Regions from separate parts of the Homo sapiens genome. Here region 2 is linked to region 1. The links are chromatin contacts, found by Hi-C in ENCODE. All regions are on one chromosome and are shown on one strand. The core of a region is the stretch at or near the end of the contact, and the rest is flanking DNA. Distances in the headings are between cores, read along the strand shown.

Evidence for each region. A loop is a pair of places that touch in the nucleus more often than their neighbours do. Pooled maps may share reads with other maps.
Region 2: a map of endothelial cell of umbilical vein shows a loop between it and region 1 (17-fold over the local background). The contact joins two enhancer-like sites. A Hi-C loop is called at or near these places in 2 of 168 maps with a recorded cell type or tissue (endothelial cell of umbilical vein and mammary epithelial cell), 10 of 37 single-sample maps with no recorded cell type and 11 of 50 pooled maps.

Annotation. Positions count from the first base shown.
Region 1 is chr20:39,045,574-39,053,462 of GRCh38, reverse strand. No RefSeq gene overlaps it. Among named protein-coding and RNA genes, the nearest start is that of DHX35, 87 kb to the right of the region's middle. Within about 2 kb of position 3,247, at least 16 of the 41 ENCODE cell types and tissues checked have a DNase peak (open chromatin) inside an H3K27ac peak, as active enhancers do.
Region 2 is chr20:39,264,588-39,272,476 of GRCh38, reverse strand. No RefSeq gene overlaps it. Among named protein-coding and RNA genes, the nearest start is that of LINC01734, 44 kb to the right of the region's middle. RefSeq lists an enhancer at 2,597-3,097. Within about 2 kb of position 3,381, at least 5 of the 41 ENCODE cell types and tissues checked have a DNase peak (open chromatin) inside an H3K27ac peak, as active enhancers do.

The DNA.
Region 1 (7,889 bases), core at 1,998-4,497:
TCCAGCCTGGGGAACAGAATGAGACTCTGTCTTAAAAAAAATAAATCAATAAAAATAAAAATTATATTTGCATATCCTTTATTCTTTAATTTGCTCCCCCAACAGCTACCCAGCCACCCCCGAATCCTGCCATTTTCTCTCCCTCAACTCCCAGTCCAAACGATGTTTAGCCCTTACCATGCCGGCCCTTCACTTTTCCTCCCCCTCTTTCTTCCTGTTCACACCTGCCTCTCTCTGTTGTACAGCTTAGCCTTTTAGATACAGTTTTCCAGTCCCTACTTTTCCGTCCATCTCCCCACCCCATAATAATCATGACTGTCATTACAAATGTGGCACCTTTGGGACTACAGGCAGAGAAAGTGGTGATATCAGTGAAACAATGGAGAAAGAGTTTAACCCCCAAGCACACATGCTCACCCCTCAAAGGCAGATTCTGTGTGCTACGGCACATGCACGTATACGCACACATGCAAGGCACATTTGTGCCCACATATGTGCCATAGCATATGCATGTGTAAATGCCATGTGATGCGGTGCACGCATGTCTATGCACACATGCAAGGCATATTTGTACACATGTGCTGTAGCACATGCATATGTGTGCACACATACCATAAGCAAATGTAGGTTGTAGCATGTGCACGGGCGTGCAAAGACATGTGCAGGCACATTTGAATGTGTGCGACATAGTGTGCACATATGTGTCTGCACATGCCCTGTACAAATGGCATGTGCTGTAGTGCAAGCACACATGCCATACAAGCACCAGGGTTCTGTGGTCCAGACCTGGGGCAAACCATGAGTCCCAGGCCAAACGGCAGCCGAGCCAGGCCTCCCCACAGTCTGTCCTCCCTCCCACTTGCCTCAAGAAACAAAGACAGTTTATCAAGAACTCCCCAGTAAGCGGTTTTTTTAAGACCTTCAGCAGCAGCCGCCGGGCTGAGCTGAATGTCTCACTTTATTAGTGAGTTTGGCCTTGGGTGTCTGGCTGTTTGATCAATCCTGCCGGGGGTCAGTGATATTTCCTCCCAGCCCCCCCGCCCCTGCCCCTGCCCCTCTGCCGCACCTGATGAACAGCTTGCCCCTGGACCGCTGATCACCTATTGATTTTCCAGCCCGAGGCTACATCCGCCGCCAGCTGCCATCTCCAGCCCTGTCACCAGGACCACTTGGTGACTAACTGATCCCCCGGTCCCCTCCCACCCCCACCCCTCACTGCACACCCAGCTCCCCCACTCATGGCCCAACCTGCCCTTCCGGCTTTTTCTGTGCCCAGTTCCTACCCTCTCTTTCAGGGCTCAGTGCTGGGACCCTGGACACCAAAATCAAGTGACTCCCCAGCTAGCTTTGATGCCTGGCTGCATGACCTTGGACAAGTCACTTTAATCTCCTTGTGCCTCAGTTTCCTCATATGTAAAAATGGGGCAATATTGGAAGCTACCCATCATGTATATCAGGCAGCAGTTTCCACAGTGTATTATGGGCACCTCTGGGGTCTCTGAGACCCTTTCAGATGGTCCATAAAATTCAGAATAATGTTGACAATAATACAAACATGTTATTTGTGGGGGTTTTTTGCTCTCAGTGAAAGCTTTTTAAAACTCCCAGTGGAATATTACAGGGGCTACATGACATGTGGTATCTCAAAAACTTGCAGATGCAGATATAAAAATCAAACTGTCTTCTATTAAGGCTGACATTATAGAGATCTGCAAAAATATAAAACAAAGCCACACTTCCTTCTCTTTAAATTTTGTGTGTTGTGAAATATAGTTATTTGTCATAGGAATATATTATTTATGCTCACATGTAGTGTTTATTATTGCTATTTTAAATAAATTATAAATAAATATTATTAAAATTTGTTTTGACTCCTAAAATGGTAATTAGTGATAGATACAACCCACATGAACAAGAGCTTTGAGGGCCTTGATCATTCTTAGGGTGTAAAGGGTTCCTGAAGCCAAAAAGTTTGAGAACTGCTGGTACAAGATGCTAGCACTGTGTCTGGCTCACTGTAAGCACTCAGTAAATTATTATTGCTATGATTTGGAGTTGCTATCATTGGGAGTTAGAGTGATTTCTCCAGTCAAGCTGGGGAGGGGATTTGGGGGTGCAGATTTGGGGAGGTTGCCCCTGATTAGGGACATAAGTGGCACAAAGGTGAGATCCCCCCTGCCGGCTCCTAGCAGCCCCCTCACCTGGCACTCACTGCCAGCTTGGAGTGTCCAAAGCCATGGCCAAGGGAAAGGAGCACGTGGCTGATCTTGGCCCTAGCAGCTGGGATTGGCTGCACCTCGAGATAAACCTCCCTCAAAATTGCTCAGAGGGAGGCAGTTGGTGCAAAGAAGGAAGAGGCTGGAGAAAGAGATGTAACAATAGCTACTCCTCGATTAGCCTTACCATGTGTCAGGCATCATTGTAAGCACTTAAAGTTAAGTCATTTGAGCCCTGCGACAATCTTAGACAGTTGTTTAAAAATGTACATGGGATGATTTTGTTGTAATCAGGTATGGGAAGATGACAGACACAGAGTCAACTGCCTGAAAGGAAGATTGTATTACTTACAGTTCCCAAGAGGAGGGCACAACATTCAGGGCCACCTGAACAAAATGAACAAAAATGCAGAAATGGGGTGACCTGGGACAGTCTGGGCATCCCAATGGCCCCTCAGATTTACCATGGCCCATCTGCTTCTCCTGGCAGGCCCTTGGGTCTGCAAGAGCCCTGATGGTGGAGAGAGGGCTGCGCGGGTGGCCCCCTCCTGAGGGCTGGCTTTTGACCCCTCTCCCGCACCCACCCCAACTCCACTCTGAAGGACCCTGGCAGGCCAGGTCAATAATTAGAACTCCATAAAGGTTTGCTGGTGTTGATTTTTGTCGTTGCTTTTTGAACTGGGCCTGTAAAATGGAGAGGTTCATACCTTCCTTGGTGAAGTGGTCAAGATTTAAAGACTTGGTGAGTACAGTATAGCTTCTTGCAACGTGGACAGAGAAGGGGACACCGTCACGAGAGGTGCGGGGGCTGTTTTCACTCCGATGCGCTCAGACCGGGACTGAGCTGCTGTGGACGTGCCCGGTGGGCAGGCGGTGAGCTCGCACCGGGCAAGACACGGGTCTGACCCCTCCCCGCACTCACCCCCTCCCTGGGCGCTCGCAGGACCCGAAGCAGCGCAAGGGCGTCCTGGCTGCCCAAACGCGGGGCTCCAGCGCCGCCTGCCGGCCGCCGTGTGCAACGCCGACCCGGAAGTCTCGCCGTCTCTGCCTGCGCTGGGGACGCGCGGGACACCCGGTTCCGGGAATCCCGGTGGGGGTCCGACCTTGCTTTGGGCGCAGGGAACGCGGCTCTGCAGGACGGGCTGCCGCCGAGGGCATCGGCAAGCTTCGGGGTGTGGACCGTGCCTGCGCCCGCTGCATCCGTTTTGGGCAAGGCTGTGGCTTTTTGAGCCTCAGTCACTCTTTGCGGAGGACGAACAGGGTGGGAATTCGACTTCTCCCACCGCAGCGTCCCTGCAATCTCGTTCTCGACGACGTCCCAGCCTCCCTTCTAGTCCAGTCCCACCCCCAACATTCCTCCTACCCTACTCGCTGGGCACTTCCCGCAATTCCAAATCCCGGCGTGTGGCTCATCCACGTGAAAACCCTTCAGAGCTCCTGGTTGTCGCATAAAACGTTGCTTTCATATTAAAACGAACATGGATTCTGGGAGGCAGAGGCTGGACGATCCCTTGGGCCCAGGAGTTGAAGGTTACAGTGAGCCATGATCCCCACTGCACTCCAGCCTGGGCAACAGATCGAGATTCTATGTCAGAAAAATAAAAAATACATAAAAAGTAAATAAAACTAACATGGATCAGACAGAATGAAATTGAGAGAATGTGGAGCTGCCCAGCTCAGAGCCACCAAGCCCCTAGGAGTCACAGGGGAAGGAGACTCCCAGAGCTCCTGCAAGCCAGCCAAGAGGGGGCCCATTCTCCCAGGGAAACAGCATTGTCAAGGTGGGCTCCATCTCCAAACCAAGCTCCAGAAGCCAGGTCAGGAATTGGGACAGGGCACAGGAGGGACAGCTTGTCTGTACTCCTGCATGTCTGGGCCTCAGCTGACAGTGACCCAGAAGGCTGGGCCCTGGAAGAGCTGGGCCAGAGGACCCACTTCTCAGATGGCATCATGAACCACAGCCCATGAGTAGCCTCTCCAGCATCCTGGTTATCAGGTAGCTGGCTTGCTCGGGTGGCAGTGTCCCAGCAAGCCAGGCAGGAGCTGCATGGCCTTTCGTGACCCAGCCTCAGAAGTCACACCACATCACTTCACACAACCCTGGGTCAAAACCACTACCAACTTGGCCAGATTCATGAGAGGGACATAGACCCCACCTCTGCATGGGAGGCATGTCAAAGAATCTGTGGGGGGAAAAAAAAAGGCACGGCACCAGTCCATCTATTTTTATTTTTTTTTTTTTTAGACAAGGTCTCGCTGTGTTGACCAGGCTGACATGCAGTGGTACAACTGATCACAGCTCACTGCAGCCTCAAACTCCTGGGCTCAAGTGACTTTTCCGCCTCAACCTCATGAGTAGCTAGGGCTGGAGGCACACATACCACACTCGGCTAATTTTTTAAATTGTTATTTTTTTGTATAGACAGGGCCTATGTTGCCCAGGCTGGTCTCAAACTCCTGGCCTCAAGCCATCCTCTAGCCTCAGCCTTCCAAAGTGCTAGGATTATAGGCATGAGCCACCATGCCCAGCTCCATCTAGAAACTATGGTTTTGTGGCCTAGGGAAGGTGTCACCTGGATAAGGTATCACCTATGTTTCACCTCCAAACTCAGGTGCTCCCTCCAGAAATGGCACTGGTCTCTCCATCCCCACTGGATGAAAGATGGCCAAGAGAGACCTCCCTGAACCAGTTGCAACAGCTCAGGGCCATGACAGGATGAGGCCATGGAAAGGGGACACTGCAGGAGATGGCCGAAAAAGCAACATGATTTGCCTCAACTGTCATTTCTTAAATCCAGACACAGGGAAGGGAGGGGAAGTGGGGGACACACAAGGAATAATGGGGGGGAATCAAGGAACTGGGAGAAGAGTTCTTATAGTGCCTCTGCCCTTCCATATCTGCTCTATCAGGTTGTCAGAAGCAAGGGACCAGAAACACAGTCCACTTCCCCTGAGCCCATTGCCAGGAGTGGACAGCAGTGTGGGGACTCACTGCCTCCATGTGGCCAGCAGAGGGCAGCATAGCGCTGCTCTGCTGCATCAGATGCCTGGCAACTTGGCAGGGCCAGTCTGGAGGACTCAGGACTCAACAGGACCAGACTCAGGACCCTCCACATCCCTGGCTAAGGACGGGCTGCAGCCTGGATGTGGGTCATGTTTTAGCACGTGAGCTCCAGGGAAGCAGGGACTGTGCTCTGTGTGCAGTGGTCTCTTATCTGCAAGTGCTTCTGGGTGTCCAGTGTCAGTGAGTTGTGTTGTGAAGGGCACAAAGGTGTCCATCAGATTGTTCCTGGGTGGTTCTGAGCAATGTGTGTGTCCTGATGCCAACACTCATCTGGTGTCCAGCAGCTCCACGAGCCTTCCACTCACTGCTCCCCCTGAAAACTCCAGTGTCCCGAGCCCCAGGGCCAGGCGGGCCCCACTCCGGGCCTCTGTGCACCCCCACCCCCTGACATGGTCCTCCCCTCTGCTTAGGTCCTGGTCACCTCTGGCCTCTGCCCATCTTGAGGGTGGGGGCCCTCATCACCGCATCTGGTTCTTTCCGGGGTGACTTCCTATCTCCCTTGTTTAAATAAAAGGAGTCCACCTTGAAGGAGATGCGGGGACCTGCACACCACGGCACCAGGGAGGCTGGGATGGGCATGGAGGGAGGGGCAGCGGGTGCCCTCTGTGACACACGTGGAGGGAGCAGAGGCTCCTGTTTCCTGAGCAACCCCTGACCCAGCTCCTTTCTGGAATTTTACAATGGAGCTCACTGTGGCACCTGTGCACATGGAAGGACAGGAGGGAGGGAGGGAGGGAGAGGGAAGGAAGGAAGGAAGGCTTGCTGGTTTTAAGTTATTACCACCCCATTGCACTGGTAAGGAAACTGAGTTGAAGACAAAATTATGTCTTGCCAAGGGTCACAAAGTTATCTAATTTTGGGTGTGGGGCTTAAACCAGGTCTCCTCCAGACCCAAAAGAGTATATCCTAAATGATCCCATGTGTATGAAATTCTAGAAAAGGCAAAGTTAGCCCATAGTGACAGAAAGCAGAATAGTGATGCCTGAGGCTGGGGGGCAAAGTCGGGGTGGCTGTTGACTACAAAAGATCATGAGAAACTTTTTGGGTGAAAATGTTCTATATTTGATTTTGGTGGTCACTGTGGTGTACTGATTTGTCAAAACGTATTGACTATCCAATTAAATGAGTGCACTTATTACATGTGAATTATACCTCATTAAAGGTGGTCATTTTTTAATTCGGATCTTCTGACTTGGAGCTCAGTGCTCCTGTCCTCCCTACTCAGATGATGCCCAGTTGTGGTGTCACTAATCTGGGTCCTGTGGCCTGTAAGGGTTATTCACATACCCAAAGGGTGTCCGAATTCCATCTGTGCATGAACAAGATCAATCAAGAGAGGCTGTGGGGATGCAAAGCCCTTTTGTCCTAATCCTGGCTGGGGCAACAGACTAATCAATTGGCAAAAATCCCATGTGAAAAATCTAACTCTCATGCCTATAATCCCAGCACTTTGGGAGGCTGAGATGGGAAGATCGCTTGAGTCCAGGAGTTCGAGATCAGCCTGGGTAACATAGTGAAACCCCGCCTCTAAAAAAAAAAAAAAAAAAAAAAAGTTAACTCCATCTATGCCCACTAAGAACAGGGCCAGGCATCATCACAGTTCAGGAGAAGTGACCTTGGTTTATTAATCTGGGGACAGGAAACCTACCCTGTCTCCCTAGAAGCTGAGTTCCCACGACCCCATCACCACTGGGTCAAGAAATCGCCCCAGAATCTGCCCTCCTTCTGAGTCTGCAACTGAAGTCGGGAAGACCAAGGGTGATTTAGAACACCCTTCTCCAAGCAATGGAAAGCTTGGAGTAAGACTTACATTGTACAAGTTCCCTGGTGGTCTCTTCCAGTTTGCATGCTGCCTCACTAACCTGGCCCAGATTTCTGCCTCCTACCAGGCAATCTTTGGAAAAGCAGACACCAGTGCTAATTAAACTGGTTCTAAATGATCAGTAAGCCCAAGAGAGAGGAGGGAGCCACATCTGGGTGTAGCAAACACAGCTCAAGTCTACATGCTCCTCGGATGGCAAAAGCTCATCAGGATCTTCAAAGCCTTGGTGTATCCAGTTCTCTTTCGCCTCCTGAAGGCCAAAGGCTCAGAAGCAGAGTGCCAAGTGCCGAAGTGGAGGGAACAAGAGTCCCTATGGGCTGAGAGCATAAATTCCAACCTAAGGATACTGATCAGCAGGAAGGACTTAAATGACACTGTCTGTCCTACTGGTTCCTGCCCTGGAAGTATGAAGGCGCTCTGCCCAGATAAATCCTATAAGCTACCCTCCATTTTAGTAGCCTATTTAATCATAAACTGGGGAGGGCTTTTCCAGTGAGTTCCTTCACCTCTACTGAAAGGGGCCGCGGGGCTGCATGTCTTTGACTCCTTGGTGATTAGACAAGCTCTGCGGCTGTTGCTGGCTTTCAGATTGCCGATGAAAATTAACTGTACCATGGGGCATGTAGAATAAACACGAGTTAAAAGGGTGTCCCAAGGAGATCATGTATCTGAGTAAAAATGCGCTGTGATAGGGAAAAAAAGCATCAAAATGTCTCATGTTGTTGGCCGACTCACTCCATCCAGGGTAGAAGTGGTTCCTGCCAGAATATGAGCTTGGAGGTGGGAG
Region 2 (7,889 bases), core at 2,132-4,631, 220 kb before region 1:
GGAGGAGAGGATGGAGAGGCAGATACGGCAACCTACCATGCTGCAGGGCAAACAAGTTGCTGCAGTCCAAACAAGTCCTAGATCAGCAGAAGCAGGCAAGAACCTGGCTTTATAAGAACTCACAGGCCCCACAATCACATGCCAAATCCACTCAGAGGACCCAGTGTCAGGAACCGTGTCAGTGGAAAGGGGTGGGGTGGCTGTCCCTGAAATCCCTATTCAGGGAGTGGCCATGTCTCCTTTGCACACCCAAGGACAGAAGCTGTACCTAGAAGAGGCCACACTAAGCTCAGCAACTCAATTTGCTAAGGACCTCACCCTCCAGAATCCTGTAGCCTGGGTCTCCTTAGACCACCCAGAGGAAAAGGACTTGGGAGGCCCCATGTAGCCTAACAGGCAAGCCAACACAGTAGAGGCTGGTGGGAGACGCTGCTAGGTCTAGAATCACAGTCTAGCACTCACTAGCAATAACCTTCACTTCTGTGAAGGAACAGCAAAAATGGTACCTAACTTCAAGATTGCTGTAGGATGCACATTGAGCCTTTAGCAGAAGTGCTTATCACAGAGCAAGCTCTTATAAAATTAGCTCCTATTATCCTTGTTATCCTTGTTGTTATTGTTGTGTCCACACCTGTGAGGACATAGATAAGATTAAAAAATAACTGAGTCTTAGTTTTCTCACTTATACAATGAATATGTTAATAGAACATATCCCCATAACATTGTCACAACATTTAAATAATGTATGTCAAGCACCTAGCACACAGTAAGCACTCAATAAATGTTAAACATGATTTCTAGCTGGAGGCACAGATGACACCACAGTTAGGATGATCAGCTGTTCTGATTTGCCAGGGACTTTCCAGTTTTAGCCCTGAAAAGTTCCATGTCCTGGAAACCCCTCAGTCCCAGGCAAACCAGAACAGTTGGTCACCCTGCAACAGCCCAGCTGGCTGGGGCCTTCCCTGCTCCCCCAGGCAGTGCAGGGAACATTTCTGGCCCACATCAACTTGCCCCTGGAAGCTAAGCCAGGCACTGGGCTGCCCTCAGGGTATACGTGGCCCCAGGATTCCAGAGCCAGTGTTCTCAGGACGAAGTGTTCCAGCAAGGCTCAGAGAAGCTCAGAGACAGAATCCACGCCCACATCCAGGATCCTGGAATGAGAGCTCCTCGACAGGACGCAGACAGGCAGAGCCCAGGGAAAATGGAAATTGTCTCTGAGGGTCCTGCTGGACTCAGAGAAGGGAGAGAACCGTGTTCCCCCACGATGAATAATGCAGGGAGAGGAAGCAAGGGGCAGAGTAGTTGCCATTGGGCCCCCAGTTCCTCACCAGCCAGGCTGCTGCTGAGCAGGAAGCCTCCCGGCTGAGCCTGGGAAGCAGTTATCACTGGTGGGTGATTAAGTTACTAATCCTTCAGAGAGAAGACATTTAGAGGCCCATATTAAAGCAGTGCGAAGCAAAATCACATTCCGTTTCAATTTAGTTTAGCAATTCCCATGATTTAGTTAAATGAAAAGCAATTGTTCCAATTAATAGTATTGAATGTTATTCATCAAAAGTGTCAAAACAGCTCTGTGGCTGCATTAGTAACCCATTCTCTTGTCAGAGATATGGATAATTCCCCAGGACAGAATGGGGAAATGGTAGGGTTCGGGGGTTTTGGTGAAAGGTCAAAGTCAGAGGGAGTATTTACATGCACATGTGTAGGCTCATGTACATGCAACCTGTGTGCATGGATAGGTGCATATGTGAGCACATGTATCTTATATGCATACAGATCCAAACTGTACCCAAGTGTATATATTTGTATGAAGTTAAAGTGCATATGCCAATGTGCCTGAGTAGCTGTGCACAGGTGTGTGTGTGTGTGTGTGCACCTGTGTGTTCCTGGTGCACATATACAAGTATGTATATGTGCACATGTATGTATATGTGCAAATATGTGTAAGTGCCTTGTGTGCCTATACGTACATGTGTGCATATGTGAATTTATGTCCATGCACATGCACGTATTTAGATAGTTATACATTCGGGTATGGTGGTATGTGTACACAAATTATCCTGAAGACATGTTGCTATCCAAGGGGATGCAATGTGAGCATACACAGGTATGCATATTTTGGGGTGCCTTCATACATATTGTAAATATATCTGTATGTATCAGGGCAAGAGGTGTAGGGAGTTTGCTGCCTCGATGGATTAAGAGCTGAGCCATCAATTTCCATCCTTATGTCATAGTGAGTGATTTGGCTTGTCACTGGGACATTGCCATTCAAATTTAGCTCTTATGATCCAGAAACTTTTTCTGTCATGTGAACTGCTGCATTCTCAGGACCCAAAAGAGAGCCTGGCACAGAGGAAGTTTCAATGACATATACTGATAGAATAGATTAATGGATGGATGGAAAATAGATGGATTGATAAATGGATGAATGGGGAAGGATGGGCAGATGGATGGAAAAGGATGGAGGGATACATGGCAGGGTAGATAAATGAGTAGCTGGGTAGGTGGGTGGCTGGGTGGGTGAGTTGATGGAAGGATGGATGGATGAGGGGCTAGATGGATGGAGGGGATGGATGGATGGGAGAATGGCTGAATAGAATAAATGGTTTGCCATAGGTCACTGGGTCTATCAGGCCTCCCAGTAGTGGGTGCATCCCAGTCTTTTTCCCTCAGGGTAAATCCTAAGCTTCTCTGGCTTTCAGACAGCTCAGCTGAACCTCAGACAGCTTCATCCGGGGCAGGCAGCAGGCTCAGAGGGCTCACAAGCTGCCAGAATCAACCAAGGCAAAATACTGCAGAGTCAAGAGCAGGAAGGGCAGGGACTGCTTTGGAGTAGCTGACAAATCTCAGCTTTGCTAGGCTAACAGGAAGCTGGCCTGGCCAGGCAGGCCCAGGAGGATACAAACCAAAAAGGCCCCTTCAGGGGCTTGTATACCCCAAGCCAGGGTTCCTGCATCTGGCTTTTGTGCTGGGGCTGCAGCTGCCAGCTCCTGACCCTATCCCCAGGCCTGTCCTTCTCTGTCACTGTTCTTCCTGCTCCTTGCATCTTCCACAGCAGGGGGAAGCCACGTGCCCATCCCCATCCAGACGCAGATGCGGCTCATCACAGTTCCATCACCCCAGACTAGGATGATACAGGGAATCTACGGATAGCTTCCCATCACTGCTGTCCTTGCTTCCCAGACTCCCCTGGGTGTTGGTTCTCTCTGGAGCTGACCAGACCCTGGAGGGGGCCCCAAGACCCCAAGCGGGTCAGTTTTTGTGGCTGTCAGTCCTCCCACCATCCTTTTGAGCATTGACAGGGTTTTGCCTGGCCCACCTGCTGTCGGGGCCTGCCCCCTAGTGGCTGACTCTGCCCCATACACTGCCCTACCCCAGGGCACCAGCTCTGAGCCTGGTGGCCCCCTCAGCCAGCCTCAGCCAAGAAAGGAGCGCTGAGTCTTTGCAAAAGCTCCACCATGGCCCCATTTCTCCCTTTTCAGCCATGGACACGGTGGGGCCAGATCTCTCCACACGCACACAGTACTGGCTTCCCTGAGTCTGCATTGCCCCCAGTCTGTCTGCAAGTGTCCATCCATCCGGATGGTGATTAAGCACGAACAGGAAGAGTTAGGATGTGATCCCTGAACCCAGGAGGCTCATAAAGACAATAGCTGGGACAATAGCAAGAGGCACTGGGCGTCCTGTCTATTTTGGGGAGGCCCCAAGCATGGCTGGCCAAAACCAAGGGCATCCTGAGGCTCATTAATCTGTGTGGGAGTTATGAAGACAGGATAGAGGGTCCAGGAGGCCTTCCGCCAGTCGTTTCCTCCCAGCCCACCGGCTCTGCTCCATACTCCACACGCGGAGCCCCTGGCCCCAGCCTCCAGAGACCCAGCCTTGCCAGCTCTCTGCGGTAGACCCAGCTCCCTTCCTCTCCTTTCAAAGACTTGTACTGAGAGATTAGAGGCCCTGGCCTTTCTGGGATCCACTCTTTGTTTTCTCCCTGAGGGAGGCAAAGGAAGAAGTAAAACACTATCAGCCTCATCCAGGCTGAGGCAATGGAGAAACTGCCTTGAAATATCCTTCTGGTGCTCTGTTCCCACGGCCTGGCCTCCTTGGAGCCCAGGAGTAGCAAAAGGTTAATTGCTAGGGTGTTGGGCCCAAGCAGTCGGCTGGAGGAGCCAGAAAGCCAACTGTTAAATATGCAGTTGTTACATATGCCTCTCTCCTTTCCCTTCTCCCTCTATCCTTCTCTCCCAATCACTAAACGGTTGCTAGCTTGAAATCAGACATGATGTAAGCAAATGCCTCTCTCTCTTCCCTTCTCCCTCTATCCTTCTCTCCCAATTGCTAAACAGTTGCTAGCTTGAAATCAGACATAGTGTAAGTATTTACACCACAGAAACTGGCAAACACTGTAAAACAAACCAGTACCATCAAGGCAGTCGTGAAGCCCCACTTTCCTGGTCCCAGGATGAAAGTCAGACACCCAATTGACTTGGTTGGAAACCATCACTTGTGACAGTTTTAGGGCCACAGAGGCTGGAGTACACACCAGCATATTGTTCCCAGCACCCTAACCTTATTCCACCTGCCCTTGCAGTCTCTGACCCTGGATGGTACTAGGACATGAGATCAGTCTGAAGAGTCAGGAGACCTGGATTCTACCGCAGATGCTGCCCCTGTCACTTTACCTCACTGATTCTTTATTTTTCAACAGGAAAATGGAGCAGTAATAACCCACTGTAGGACTCAAACTTCATTGGGTTGTTGTGAGAATTGAATAGACTATTGCACGTGAAGCACTTAGCACATTGAGAGTATTGTGGGACCTGGTTGATAGTAACTATTCGATAAAAGTCAGCTGTTGTCACCATTATTGTTATTAACATTACTTTCCTCATGAGTGTTTTAAGGCTAAAATAAAATAATAGCTATAAAAACATCTGCATGATTTTTTGTCTTTAAAATGTTTCCAGTAATGTAAACCAAAAGTGGCCTGGATGTCTCCTTCAACTTTTCCTATGCCCAGGTTCATCTAAGCACAATGCTTGGCCAATGAATGGCAGGTGACCAACCATACAGCTTAGACATTTTAGGAACTATGACATTTCTAACACGATAAAGGAGTCCTGGTCCTTTGCTTGTTCACCTAGGGTATATATCTTATTGTAAATTGTTGCGAACCTAATTTTTGGAGCTGAGGTGTGGTATCTACTCAAATCCTCAGAGAAACGATGGCTTTACCAGCACCTTCTCTGGAGTCATGTCAAAAGCGAACCACAAGGTCAGAAAAGCTGAGTCATGTTTTCCCCAGGAAAGACCACCTCTGACCCTTGGGTGAATGGAGCATCTCATCATTGCTCTTCAACCATGCAGAAACACCTCATGCAAGTTCAGAGGCACCAAAGACTATCACCAGCTCTGTCCTTGTCTCATATCTGCTCCAGCAGACCCTGTGTTTGGGGGACCCAGCAGGGTAGAGGGTGGTGAGCTAAGGAGAAGAGATTAAATAATGCAAGAGATTCTCCTGGGTTCAAACCCATGTTTGTGCAGCCGTGAGCAAATGCTTTCATTTCGTTGAGCCTCAGTTTTCTTATCTGTAATATAAGGATAATTATTCTGACCTCAAAATGCTATAGAGTAAGTCCATGTGGCAATGTAGATGAGAAATCCTGGTACACAATTACTACTCAGAAGCTGCTTGTTTTCAGTCTACCTTATCACTATGCAGAGTTTTTTGTGTAAGGGCCCAAAAATAATGGTACTAGCTACAGTTATTTACTGCTTATTGCCCCAGCAGAGGCCTGGTCCCAAGGCGGCAAAAGTTCACCTCTCAGCTACTCATTTAGGCCTATTGCTGTGGTACACATAGGACCTTTATTTTAGGGATCATTCATAAATCCAGCTTTCCAGCAGGGTAACAGATAGGTAACATTAGCTAACAGTAGCTGATCCACACAAGAACAAGATGCTTTGAACAAGAAGACGAAGACTCCAAAACCTCAAATCTTTGGACAAGACCAAAATCATAAAAAGCTTTACATCATCAGTACTTGAGGAGAAAGAGACCAATTGAAGCCCCAATTCCTCCCAGATTTATGTATCTGTTTGAACATGTGTGCATGTAGGCCTGTGACCTGTGTGTATACACATGTATGTGCATGGGCACAGTTATAAATGCAAGTTTGCACCTGTGGCTTCTTATGAAAGTACATGTTCTGTGTACTTCCTGGGCATGTGTATATACAAGGGAACAGGTACATGTACATGTGTGTACACATGCATGTGCATTTTTATGTGTAGACCTGAGTGTTTGTGTATCTGTGCTGGTGCATGCAAGTGTGGGGTTACATTTACAAATGAGTGAAATGGTAGCTGCGTGTTCCTATGTGTGCCTCTCTGGCTGCAGACAATGTACAGATGGCTGCAGGCGAATGAATGTGTCAGTGTGTACATATGCACGTGGGTGCATTTTTAAGAACAGATAGTACAAATAAACAGCATAAACAAGATGGTTGGGAGGAGGTGGGGTTTTAAATACTTAGGAAGACAAACAACCCCATAAGGACTTTGGAAGCACTCATTATGTACAAATAATGTATATGCTAATTACAAATTACTCTTTTCTGCTCATTAAAGCAGAACTGCTGCACTTTATTAGTTCAGTTCTGGTTACTCTACACACTTGAAAGTAATAAAAATGACTCTGGGGTCAGGAAGACACATGCATAGGGCAAAGGGAGCCACTCAGGCAATGTGAATGGTCACTCAGGCCAGGGGCCAGGGCATTGAGGACTCCTCCCTGTCCCTCCCACTGCCATGTTCAGTCGGTCACCAAATTCAGTCAAACCTACCTCCTTTCCTTCATCTCCAGTAACACTGAGCTGATTCAGGCCCCATACCTCTTCCCTGACACCTCCTGGACAGCTGCACACACTGCCTCCCACTAGTCTCCCTAGCTTAAGTCTCCCCGCTTCCAGTTTATCCCCCAAGATGCTACTGGCAAATCCACTCACTTAAAATCGCCCTCTGCTTTCCCATCACCACTGGATAAAGCTCCAACCCCATAGCTTGTCCAACCATGACCCGGCTCCTAAACACCTCTGTGGCCTCATCTCCCTGCACTTCACAACCGACAACATTCAGTGACTCCCAGACAGTTTCCTGAGTCCCTCCTTCCTGTGGTTGAGACTTCTGGGTCTGGGCACACATTTTTCCCCAATCCCTAAAGTCCTCTCTTTACTATTCCTGCTCCACTGGCTGGATTGCAAGGTGGGCTCCTATTTCATATGGCAAAACTCTGCTCTGGGAAACCATCCCCTAGTGTGTCTACCATATCACTAATTCCTCCACTTGCCTTACTCTGTCCTTTGCATCCAAGCATTTTGTTTCCTTATTGCCTATCTTCCTCCCCCACTAGACTGCAAGCAGGGGTCTTGCTTTATTGACTGCTAATTGCATGCCCAGCACCTACAACAGTTGCTAGCATACAACAGACATTCAACAAATATGTGCTGAATGAAAAATTAATTAAAATCTGTATTATACTGCTCTTCATATCATCACTGTAACTGTTATAATCTGCTTCACCCCTTGCAATTAGGGTTTTAAAATTATTACTAAACACTGGCTTGAGCTCCCCTGCACCTCTTCACCCTAGGACCTCGGCTCTTGGATAACTCCCAGTTCTTCTGTTAGTCATCCCTGCGCTTTCCACAGGCCTGAGCAGCTAGAACTCAGGTGCGCCACCTAGAGGCTGCAAGGTAAAACAACTCAGAAACAGAAGGCACCAGAAGCAGGCTTTTCTGTGGGATGCAGGGAGCAGTCACTGGGGTTATTTCCATCTGAGGATGAGTCAGAAGAGGTTCCCAGTCTCAGCTCAGGTGATATGTGCAGCA